3 separate regions of the Homo sapiens genome follow, and all the other regions are linked to region 2. Evidence: chromatin contacts called from ENCODE Hi-C or POLR2A ChIA-PET data. All regions are on one chromosome and are shown on one strand. Each heading gives the region's core, a stretch centred on a gene start or an enhancer-like site at or near the end of the contact. The rest is flanking DNA. Distances are from core to core; before and after follow the strand shown.

Evidence for each region. A loop is a pair of places that touch in the nucleus more often than their neighbours do. ChIA-PET counts read pairs that join two places held with the same protein, here RNA polymerase II (POLR2A). Pooled maps may share reads with other maps.
Region 1: a loop to region 2 is called in a pooled map, with 4 times the contacts of the local background. The contact joins the enhancer-like site here to the promoter of HCG25 in region 2. A Hi-C loop is called at or near these places in 6 of 168 maps with a recorded cell type or tissue (IMR-90, ascending aorta, chondrocyte and 3 more), 1 of 37 single-sample maps with no recorded cell type and 20 of 50 pooled maps. POLR2A ChIA-PET finds 5 or more read pairs at or near these places in 40 of 52 experiments (A549, A673, AG04449 and 31 more).
Region 3: a pooled map shows a loop between it and region 2 (5-fold over the local background). The contact joins the promoter of TAP1 here to the promoter of HCG25 in region 2. A Hi-C loop is called at or near these places in 3 of 168 maps with a recorded cell type or tissue (ascending aorta and naive thymus-derived CD4-positive, alpha-beta T cell), 2 of 37 single-sample maps with no recorded cell type and 13 of 50 pooled maps. POLR2A ChIA-PET finds 5 or more read pairs at or near these places in 6 of 52 experiments (CD4-positive, alpha-beta T cell, CD4-positive, alpha-beta memory T cell, Panc1 and 3 more).

What each region holds. Positions count from the first base shown.
Region 1 is chr6:32,982,370-32,986,017 of GRCh38, forward strand. No RefSeq gene overlaps it. Among named protein-coding and RNA genes, the nearest start is that of BRD2, 16 kb to the left of the region's middle. Within about 2 kb of position 1,867, at least 5 of the 41 ENCODE cell types and tissues checked have a DNase peak (open chromatin) inside an H3K27ac peak, as active enhancers do; they include B cell and dorsolateral prefrontal cortex, where a contact is called at or near this core.
Region 2 is chr6:33,248,184-33,251,931 of GRCh38, forward strand. HCG25 (HLA complex group 25) reads left to right here and starts at 1,353. Exons shown (of 5, transcript NR_044997.1): 1 at 1,353-1,472; 2 at 1,607-1,706; 3 at 2,433-2,528; 4 at 3,330-3,523. VPS52 (VPS52 subunit of GARP complex) reads right to left here. Exons shown (of 20, transcript NM_022553.6): 18 at 3,677-3,748; 19 at 3,335-3,453; 20 at 2,095-2,804. The coding sequence ends at 2,658.
Region 3 is chr6:32,852,280-32,856,227 of GRCh38, forward strand. It overlaps TAP1 (transporter 1, ATP binding cassette subfamily B member), which reads right to left and starts at 1,425. Exons shown (of 11, transcript NM_000593.6): 1 at 760-1,425; 2 at 109-223. The coding sequence starts at 1,357. It overlaps PSMB9 (proteasome 20S subunit beta 9), which reads left to right and starts at 1,913. Exons shown (of 6, transcript NM_002800.5): 1 at 1,913-2,010; 2 at 3,859-3,926. The coding sequence starts at 1,951.

The sequences.
Region 1 (3,648 bases), core at 617-3,116, 270 kb before region 2:
AGGAAGCAATAAATTTTACTAGTGATGCTCAGCCCTCTTTAGGAATTCCGGCTAAACTGGGGCTTGAGCAACAATTTTCAAAAGCTCGGGAGATGGTAATAAAAAATTAGGTTTGTGAACCACCTGCTACTGTTTGCCAAGCACTTAGAGGGAAACAAACCCTTGTTTGGGCTTTCTTGCTAACTTGTGTGCACCAGTGAAAGCTCTTGAGCTCCCTTTGAGCTCTGGTTCCCTTTTGAGAATAACAGATGTTGAGGATTCGTAAGTACTTAATAGACACGCGTTGGGCAATAGGTGATGAGATACAAATTAAAGTTCTGAAAATCGGAGTAAATAGATTTAAGCTAAGTGCATGTCTATGTCAAGGATTACATCTCATTTCAGAGGGAATTGAAGGATTTAGTTGGATTAGTTTTGGGACAAAATATAGAATATTTTGTCTGACTGCAGCCCCTTCTGCTCATGTACTTTTAAGGTTTGTTTTCTGTAGTTCGGAAAAATAAAAGTTTCAACCTGACATTGGAGGCCCCTGAGTACTTAATTCCCTGTAAATGGAACCCAGACCGCCCTAAATGCTTTAAGAGAGAGAAGGGCTGGCTGACACAGGGGCTTCAGACCTGCCTTAAACCAATTGGACTAGTCTCTTAATTGACTTTAGTTTGAACTTATTTCAAGCCTGTCTCACTTAGGGATTGTAATTGTTTCAGGAGTTTGGTTGAGTTCCATCTTGGTTGCCAAAGGACTTTATTCCAAAATAGCAGTCTCCAGCACAACTCAAAGGACTAGTGGAGTCCTGTGGGCATTATTTCCCCCTATGCTCCTCTCAGCTCTTGGAATCATGGGTTCTATTGCTGCTGCTTTTTCCCTCTCCCCTCATGCTGCCATTTACTGCCTTTTATTGCGTCCATAGGAAGCCTTTTGTTGGGTTGTGGGGGAAGGTGAGAGTCGGTCTTATTTACTCAGTCACACATTTATTGAGTTCCCTTGATTGCCTTTTCAGCAAACTGTTAGGCCTGTAGACCTGGACGTTGCCAAGCCAGAGGGTATAAGGTGAAGATAAGACAAGGTCTTATCATGGAGTTTGCTTAGCACGAATAGGGTGCAATTATTAACCATCATGGTGTGGTAATTATACTGATTGAATCCAAGATATAGGCATGACTTGGTCTTCACAGACCATCCTTATTGTGCACCCATATGTGGACCCCAGTTCCAGCCTGCCTGTAACCTTCCCCAAAGTCCTGCTCTTAGGTTCACTCGGGACTACCTTGATTGGAAGGCCCTGCTTCCATGAGTGACCAGCATGAAGGACTCCCAGGACAAGGACCAGAGGTGACTGGTGTTACTCTGGGGCTTAGTGCAAGACTGGAGGAAGATTTTCCTGAGCAATTAGAGAGTGGCTGTAATGGAGAGCTGGGAAGGAGATGTGGGAATGGTAGCATGGAACTAATGTGTTGTCACCATGATTTCATTTTTTCCTGGGTCATCACCCTAAAGATACTCACAAAATCCCACTAGCTGGTCTCCAGCACTGAATGAGACGACAGCTTCTTGCTCTCAATTTATATTCTAGGATCGGGGAAAGGGGCAGCATTAGACAACTAGTCACACGATTTTTAACAAAAATAAGTAATTCTAACAGGACAATGTGCAGAGGTCTAGCAAGAATTTAGAAAAGAGGGTTCTCTGGTCTAAGCTGAGAGCTATTCAGATATCTCAGAACGATGAGTTCCTTCCTGTTTGTAAGGGGTGGATGGGTGGGAGCAGGGAGTAGTGAACATTGCCAGCAGAAGAAACAGCAACTGAGAAGGTAACTAGGTGATGCTGAAGCAGCAAGGATGAAGGTGAGTGCTTTGAGATGCTTTGAATTTACATCTCAAAGACTAATAGCTAACATTTATTGAGCACTTACTGTGTCCCATGCACTGTGCTAAATAAAAACTTACCCTGTAAACTCATTTGGTCCTCACTATAATCCTGTGAGGTACATCTTGTCTGCATTTAACAGATAAAGAAATGAGGCACAGAGAGATTAGTCAATTTGCCCAACATCACCACATTGTCAGTGAGCACTGGAGGTGGGTTTTGAAACCAGGCGATCTGGCTTCAGGGTCCACATTTATAACTACTGCACTAGACTTCCAGTGCTGTGGGCCAGTAGGGAGCTAGGAGATAGACATGCTTTAAGGAAATTGCACTAGGGACAATCATGTTAGGGTTGGTGGGGTGTTGAGAGTGGATAGTTTAGAAAGCAATTGCAGCAGTTAATCCCAGCCAGTGAGAATAGTGGTGTAGAAGAGAAAGGCAGCAATGTAGATGAAGAAATGTAGATAGATTTGAGAGCTATGTAGGAGTTAAAATAGATGGGACTTATTCTCAAAAGGTTCTTGTCTCCACACGTTAAAGGAACAGCAGAGCACACGTGCACTTGCAGACATACAGCTCTCAGAGTCCCTAGCACAGAGCTTTCCAATAGTGGAAGCTTGATATTTTGTTGACTAAAGGAGTGCCACCTGGCTGACTGGCAGATTTGAATGGAGCTCCCTCCAGCATGGCTTGCCGAAGGGGCAGGGGTTCTGAGGCTCTTGTAGACTGCCACTGAAGGTATTTGGCGCCACCTGTTGGGCGTGTTACCCACGATTGCCTCCTGAATCTATTGTCATTTTTGTGTCCTGCCCCCGAGGTTAGGTGGTTCTTCCCTTCTTACTTTCCTAAACTTCAACTCTTAAAATGTGAGCCTTCATTTTTATGACCCAGAGGGTCACAAAAGAAGGAGATTAGGCCTTTTTAGTCCTTATCTCCCTTTACCTCTGAAGCATCCCATGGGGCTTCCCTAGCATTTTATTTTATATTGATTTATTTATTTATTTTTAAGAAAGAGGATTTCTGTCACCCAGGCTGGAGTGCAGTGGTGTGATCATAGCTCACTGTAGCTTCGACCTTCTGGGCTCAAGTAATGCTCTTGCCTCAGCCTCCTGAGTAGCTGGGATTACAGGCATGAGCCACCGCACCCTGCATCTCCTGACTTCTTTGACTTGACACCACTTGTTCCTAGCTCTCATACTTTTCAGACAGCCATTTCTTAGTCTGCTTCTTTAAAGTCTCTGCCTCTGCCTCCCATAATATATTGTCCGTTATGACACCTTTCTTTGTCCTCTTTTTATTTGCACAGTATTTTTAAGCAAGTTTACCCATTCCTCTGGAGGCACCTCCCACCCATAAAATCTGTGTCTCTGTTTAGACCTTGTATTAGTCCATTCTCACATGGCTATGAGGAAATACCTGAGACTAGGTGATTTATAAAGGAAAGAGGTTTAATTGACTCACAGTTCTGCATGGCTGGGGAGGCCTCAGGAAACTTACAATCATGGCGGAAGACACCTCTTCACAGGGTGGCAGGAGAATGAGTGCCAAAGTGAAGTGGGGAAGCCCCTTATAAAACCATAAGATCTCGTGAGAACTCACTATCACGAGAACAGCATGGGGGAAACTGCCCCCATATCAAACCTTGAGTCAAAGTTCCAAGTGCCTAATGCAATGCCTAATGGCAAGGTCCCATAAGCTTGTGCACACATTTTTAGAAAAGATTCTACCTTTTTCCCCAAACATGTCCCTCGCAGTGAGTTCTCTAAGTCAGCAGTCCCCAGC
Region 2 (3,748 bases), core at 103-2,602:
AGTCTGTGAGGCCCCTGTGTCCGTCATCAGCAAAACAAGTGAGGGAGAAGTTTGAGGAGTGATGACCCTAGCAGTTATGGGTTTAAGCCTGGGAATCTTAAGCCACAGAGCAGAGGATTTGGGGGCTGAAGAAAAAGACCCTCCGCAGCTTCAGCGCGAAGAGGGCGGCGGGGACCGGGGTGGTGGGGGTGGAACCTCGCCGCCTTCCGAAGCAGGAGTAAGCTGCAGAGGCTGCGCGGGGGTTTGAGCGGAGCGAGAACAGCTCCTTCCCTTGATCATGCTGCCCTCCGGAGGTCAGTTTAGGTATCGCCGCTCCCTTTCACGCTGTTTTGTCTCTTCACCGTCTGTTCTGGATCATCCTGTCCAGAGAGACCGTTGGGTCAGAGGGTTCCTGTGGACCCCTGGGGCGAGCTTAATGTCCCCGAAAACTGCGTGCTCCAGTATCACTTGAATGCCCACCGGGTTCCGGAATCACGAGTCTCCAGAGCTGTCCCTTCGCCCCACGGCTCACATTCCAGGTCTGCCCCTCAGTGACTTCTGCAACAACACGCGCTTCTCGATCAGCTCTGAGGATTTGGGTTCTGCGACGGACAGGGGAAGGAAAGAAGGAAGGCTGTGAAGAACCGTGGTGCCTGCCTGCACAGCCCTCCTCGCGTGCGAGCATTAGTTGGCTAAAGTCGCCTGTCTCGACAGTCTCCCCTGCGGGGTATCTGGGGACCCTTTCTTTGGGAATCCACGCTCTTTGTCAGAGTAGCCAATGCCTCTCCTGTCCAAAATCTCATACCCTTGGCCCTTCTCCCGTCCTCGCGCTGAGGCTGGAGTCAGGTCAAATGTCAGAACATCTGGATGTCCCAAGAGTGACACCTGGGAGTGGGTGGGCAAGAAACCAGTAGCGGGAAGGGAAAGTGGAGGAGCAGAGGATTCCCGGGGCCGGCGTCTGGGGTGAGCTCGCGGCCCCTCAGAGCCTGGCACATCGCCGCCTGGCATCCGGCAGGCGTGAGGGAACGCATAGCGCAGCGAGTCAGGCGGGGTAAACCCGGAGCAACGCGGAGGCGGTGATCTGGGCAAGGGCGAGGTCAGTTAAGGACGCAGTTCTGGCCCCGCCCTCAAGGCACGCCTGGCCAATCAGGAATCGCTGATTCACCAAGCCTCTCCTCCTGCGCTCGCCCTCTTCTGCACTTCGGTCTCAGGCGCAAACACGTTCAAAGTCGCTAGGCCAAAGCGCTGAGATACGGTTTCCCAAGCCAATTAGAGAGCGGCTCTCGGATATGGGGCGGAACCCTGAAAAGGCGAGAGCTGAGATGCCGCTCCGTTCTGCCTTACCACGCCGCCCCCCAGCGTCCGCCAATTAGGAGAGCCCGGAGCCGGATCCACTCTCAGCCTCAGGAAGCAGCAGCCTCCGCTCCGCGGCGGGTGTGCTCGGCAGTCACAGACCCACTCAGGACACCTCCCGTTGCCGACGGGCTAGACCTGCATCCGAAGGGCCTAAGCGGGGAGGAACCGCTTTCCACCACTCTCCAGGGACCTGGGGAGGGAATGTTTAGGCCGTAGGGGTGGAGGACACAGGAAACGTAACATTTTTCCTTAACTGCGCCTCTCTTCTTAGGCCTTAAAGGGGTCCCCGTGTCTCTCCAGTCTAGAGCCTAAGTTCAAACGAGGCGTATAGGCGAGGACAGCAGGAAGGCTCCAAGTCAAACAAACGGATGGTACGAATTTCGCCTGGTCTAGCCCTGCCCCAACGGTGTGGGTGTGGGTTGGGTGCTGCAGCCCCCGAGCAAGGGGCTGTCACAGCCACAACCAGAGGAGCTATGGAGCTGCTACGGAGGAGGGATTCCAGAGTCAGCTTGGGCTTGTCCCAAGGGAGCCCTTGGGACAGTGTCTGGGGCTGCGCGGCCTGGTTCTCATCCCTTGCAGCATCTGCTATTTTAGCCAGGGGCCACCTTCCTCCAATGGCCTGGGAGTAGCTAGAGGTTAGAGGTTACACCCACCAGAAGGGATGTAAGCCCAGGAAGTAGTCAGAAAGGAAAGGTCATTCTAGAGATGGGGCCACCTGAAAAACCTTCAGGAGGAAGGAGAAAGGAAATGGGATAAGTGTCATGTCATACTAAATATTTATTTTCTGCAGACTGACTTCGGAGTAATTCTTGAGCCAGGAGGGGAGAGGTTAGTGTTCAAATTGCTGAGATCTTAGGTCAAAAAGCTACAGAAAAGAAATCACTTTGAAAAACACAATGACTCAGAGGCAGTCACCCCTTGCCAGCAATTCCAAGAGCTGAGGAGGCTTCATGCCTCAGGACATGGTGACTAGTTGAGTGAACCAGAGATTGAGGCAGTGGTTTTTACAGGGGAAGAAACAAGCCTTGGGTGTATGGGAGCAGGAAAGGAGGGTGACAGACTGGAGAAATGATAAAGGCCATTTTGGAAGCCCACAGGGAAGTGGTCTTGGGAAACCTGAAGACACTGGGATATTCAGAAGGCCAAGGGGATCCAGCTTATCCTGTTGGGCAAGGTGCTGGGAGTGAAGGCAGGTAAGCCATGTCAAGGGCCTGGGAAGCAAGGGGAAAACTGGAAGGGGTACCCCAGGTGAAGAAGGGTATGGAATGGGGTGCAGAAGTCCATGGAGATGACCGGCAGATCTCAGGGCGGTTTCTGGCACATCAGAAGTTGGGCTTATGCTTCTTGAGCTCCACCATAAGGTGGTGAATGTTGATGAGCTCAGCCCGGGCAGGGAGGGCTCGGAGCTGCGGCTGGGACAGCACCCGGTGGAAGCGATGATAGAGCTGGATCAGCTGGGTCAGCGCTCCCTGGTCAAAGAAAGTCATTGAGGGATCAAACCGTAAAATGGTGCTAATAGTGATGATTAAGAATCAGGTTAGGCGGCCAGGCGCAGTGGCTCACACTTGTAATCCCAGCACTGTGGGAGGCCATGGCGGGCAGATCACGAGGTCAGGAATTCGAGACCAGCCTGGCCAACACAGTGAAACCCCATCTCTACTACAAATACGAAAATTAGCTGGTTGTGGTGGCAGGCACCTGTAATCCCAGCTACTTGGGAGGCTGAGGCAGGAAAATCACTTGAACCTGGGAGGCAGAGGTTGCAGTGAGCCGAGACTGTGCCACTGCACTCCAGCCTGGACAACAGAGCTAGACTCTGTCTCAAAAAAAAAACAAAACAAACAAAAAAAAAAGAATCAGGTTAGGGCTCATACAGAACTTTGGGCACAGCTAGTAACTGAAGACCAAGGGTCACTTAGATGATGCTGAGCCCAGCAAAAAGATGGGGAAAATAATTAATGATGGGGGATCTGAGTGGGGCCTGGGACTTGCAGGTCACCTGAATGATACTGGTGCCATTTCTGAAGTTGGTGAAACTCCGCATTACATCCTGACTCAGAGATTCCACTGATGATTTCCAGGAACTACCAAAGCCACGGATCAGCTGAGTTACCCGGGCTAATAGCAGGAGGAAACAGTGTCAGAGAGGGATCTGGCTGATCTTCAACTCCACTAAGTTCTCCCCAAGGTATAGCCATCCTTATCATCAAACCCTCTTTTCTGGTATTCTCTCAATCCAGTCTTTCATACTCTATTCCCCCACCATGTAATCTGCATCCTTTCATTTTTCTTTTCCACTTCCCTTACCACTGATCCCATCATTACCATATTTTCCTCATACCTTCTTCCCCTCGAAGTCGCTCAGCCTGTCCACGCTCAATCAAAGCCTCAGCCTCCTTCACAAATGCCACTA
Region 3 (3,948 bases), core at 175-2,674, 400 kb before region 2:
AGGGAACAGACTGAAGGTCCCAGGTATCCCCATATAAGTGCATTTCGGACAGCAGCCCCAACTTCCAACTCCCTCATTTGCAGGGTGCCCCATTTTCAGCCCCCAGACCTGGCTATGGTGAGAATGGACATGAGAGTTAAGTTTCGAGTGAAGGTATCGGCTGAGCCATCTTGTAGAATCCAGTCAGTGAGGCGGCCCGTAAAGAATGGAATGGCCATCTCCCCTGGAGAAAGAGAAGAGAGGTCACGCACAAATATTAAGTCTAAGTAGGTCAGTTCCAGTCAGACTGGCCCCACCACGCCTCCTCCCCCTCACCATTATCCTGGAGGGCATCAGCAGAAAGGAAACACTGACGTCTCAATCCCGAACCTAAATAGGCTGCCCTGGAACTCACTACCCTGTGGTTGCTCTACCAGAACTTTCAGGATTTTATTAGGAAGGCTGGAGATCATGAAGTAGAAAAGCCTCCTGTTAGAGATGAGGATGCCCCGCCCTTCGGCCCCAGAGCAAAGGATTTCCCCGCTTCCGGCGTGGCCCAAAGAATCAAGACCCGGTCAGCAATGGAGCCCAGAACCTCTGGCCCCCGCCAGTCCAGTGCCGTTTCTTCTACACCGAAGTGGTGTTCCAAGACCCACGCTAGGAGTCCTTCTCCTGCTCCACATTTCCCAGAACCCACGCTACTCTACCTTACTGACAATTACCTTTGATTCCTGTCCCAGTCCCCTTGTGTCCTCCCCTCTTGCCCTGCGTTCCCCTTACCAAGAGAGGAGAGGACCACCAGGACCAGGAACAGCGAGAGGCGGCGCGTCTCCGAGCCCAGGCAGCCTAGAAGCCGACGCACAGGGTTTCCAGAGCCGCCCTGACCGCCGGGCACCCAGAGGCTCCCGAGTTTGTGCCACAGGGCTGCTGCGGGCAGTGCCGCTGCATAACTGACAACGAAGGCGGTAGGGTGACTTCCCCAGTGCAGTAGCCTGGTGCTATCCGCGGACCCGGGGGCTCCCCATGAGATCAGCTCTCGGAACAAGGCAAGTCCCGGCAGGGCCAAGCCCAGTGCCGCAGCTAATGGCTTCAAAGCAGCCAGCCAGCCCTGGGCACCTGCGTTTTCGCTCTTGGAGCCAACCGTTGCCCTGAGGACCCCGCAGGCCCCCAGCCAGAGCACGGCCCAGCGGCTCAGGCCCACCGCCCAGACCCGGAGCAGTGGCAGCGCGGTGGGCACCAGCAGGGAGAATATGCGGGGCAGCGCGGTCCGGAGCAGCACCCAGTCGGCGAGAAGTAGCAGTACTGTCCCCAGCCATGCGAGAGAAGCTCCGGGGAGGCAGCGGCACCCGCGGGGAGCGGGACACCTAGAGCTAGCCATTGGCACTCGGACGCCGTCCCGGTCCCGGCCGGGCCTGGGACTCTCCGCGCCCCGGTGGGGCCTGAAGCTCCGGGTACCGCCGAGTCCTCCCCTACTGGCGGCTGGGGGAGGGAACGAGGGCGGGGCTCTCGGAAAGTCCCAGGAACAGGCTGATCCTGCGCTGGCGAGAAGCTCAGCCATTTAGGGGAAAGCGAAATCGAAAGCGGCCGCCTGCTCACTAGATAACGCCTACTTCCAAAAGTGGCCTGCCCAGACTATTTTGGTAGCAAGCGTGGAAATCAGATCTGAGAATCTCGGGAGCAGCCCTGGTGCCCAATTTTCTCCATCACGCACACCCTTCTCGCCTCTCCCTGCCTCCTGCCTTTCCACTTGCACCAGTTTTCCCACCCCAGCCTCAGGGCGGGGCTGCCTCGTCACTTGTCTCGGGGCAGATCTGCCCTACACACGTTAGCGCCGCGCGCAAAGCAGCCCCGCAGCACCCAGGCGCCTCCTGGCGGCGCCGCGAAGGGGCGGGGCTGTCGGCTGCGCGTTGTGCGCTGTCCCAGGTTGGAAACCAGTGCCCCAGGCGGCGAGGAGAGCGGTGCCTTGCAGGGATGCTGCGGGCGGGAGCACCAACCGGGGACTTACCCCGGGCGGGAGAAGTCCACACCGGGGTAATGGGTCTGGGCTTGAGGGTTGGCAGAGGGGTGGAGGAGATGCAGCGGCCAGGGGACCCTGGAAGCGCGCGCGGAGAAGTGAATGCAGAGACCAACGGGAGCGCAGGGAGGTCGCCTGTAGCAGCCAGCGCTTGCAACCCGCAATGAGCATAGAGTATTTCTTTTCTGAGGGGGGTCGTCTAGAGTGTCCGTGAAGGGAACAGGCACGCGAGGCTGGTGGAAAAAGCGGGTGCTTTGACTCTTAGCTGGAAGCGTCAACGGGAAGCTACTCTAAAGCGCTTTCGCTTTCACTCTGGTCCCGGACAGTGGGGGCTGGTTAAATCAAGAAAGGGGGTTGGGGATGGTGCAAAGAGATGAGGAAATGGTGCCCTGGGTGAAGTAGAACAGCACTTGGGAGAAGGAAATATAGGCACTTATTGAGAAGGACCAACTCATCACACAGACTTTTGATAAACTTGCCACTGGGCAACTCTTAGCCCAAGCACTGATAATGGGCGTTCTGTGTTAACTAGTGATGCCCTTCCCTAGCTTGACCCAGGAAGGCCTCTCCTTGGCCCAGATGCTGCCTTACTCCCTTCCCTGTGTCTTCCCTGCCCACTCCCATGTGCCCACTGGGGGGACTTTGCTTAGGATGGGCGCCTGGGGCAGATGGCAGCCCCAAGACTGGCTGGCTGGCTTCTGCTCTGGACTACTGCCACCACTCGTGGCTTGGGGGCGGCTTTGTTAGAGAGGAATAGCCTCTAACTTGAAGTTAACCCTGTTCTTTGACCCTCTATTCATGATAAGTCGGTCCGTCGGAAAGCATACTCAGAGGAGCGTCCTTTGGGGCCAGAGTAACTTACGGCCTGGTAAGAAAGACACAGTGAAACCACTTATAATTTGGGAAATCTCCCCTCACTGCCAAATGAGCAGTGGCAAGTAGGAAGTAGAAGTGGAAACAAGGGATAAGAGTTAGACCTGAATTTTAGTCCCAGGTCTACTATTAACTCTGTGTGACTTTGCATAAGTCGTTTGCATTTTCTGTGACTTGGTTTCCTCATTTGAACCGAGGATCTTTAAGGCTCCTTCCAACTCAATAGTAGAATAAATGTAGCTTTATCTTCCCTCACTTCTTCTTGATTCTTTTCTTGACCTGGAAAAGTCAGCTTAAACTTCTCAGTCAAATTATCTCTTGGTACAAATTTACCTCCCTGGCTGCTGAGATATGTATTTACCTCTTGATCGGAAATTCCATAACTGAAACTTTTATTTTCAACCATCTGTATGTGTTCCTTGCTGCTTCTCTCCTGCCTTGCCCCTGGCCATGCTAACCACTGCCCTCCTCGATTTTTTCCAATGTTCAGTAAATTGGAAGAGCTCACTTCTGATGAAATGGGGGGTGAGAGTGGAGGATTGTGGACCAAAAAAAAAAAAATAGACTGACCTTGTTTCCCAAGATCATAGTCAATTACTCTGTGTTGGGTCTACACCACATCTGCACATACTATGAGCCCTTCCGTTGGAGATAATTTTCACTTGCGGAGCTGCTTCACTTCTACCTGTAGGAGCCTCATCTCCACCTCTCTACAGTGGAGAGGATTCCACTAGGCAAGTTGGAACTTAGGGACACAGTTCTTTCTGTGTTGTATCACAGCTGGGCTGTGGCATTCCCCTGCAGCCGGATGAAGCAATAGAGAAAGTGGAAAGATGAAGGGAAAAAAAGCCTGTACTGACAGTCAGCTCTGGCCTGTTACTGTGTAATCTTTGAGCCAGTCACTTCGCCTCTCTGGGAATGTTTCTTCTTCTCTAACATGAGGGCATCAAGGCTGTTCTTGCCCTGACATTCCATATTCTGTGTCTCTGCAGACCACCATCATGGCAGTGGAGTTTGACGGGGGCGTTGTGATGGGTTCTGATTCCCGAGTGTCTGCAGGGTGAGTAAAAGTGAAGATGTAT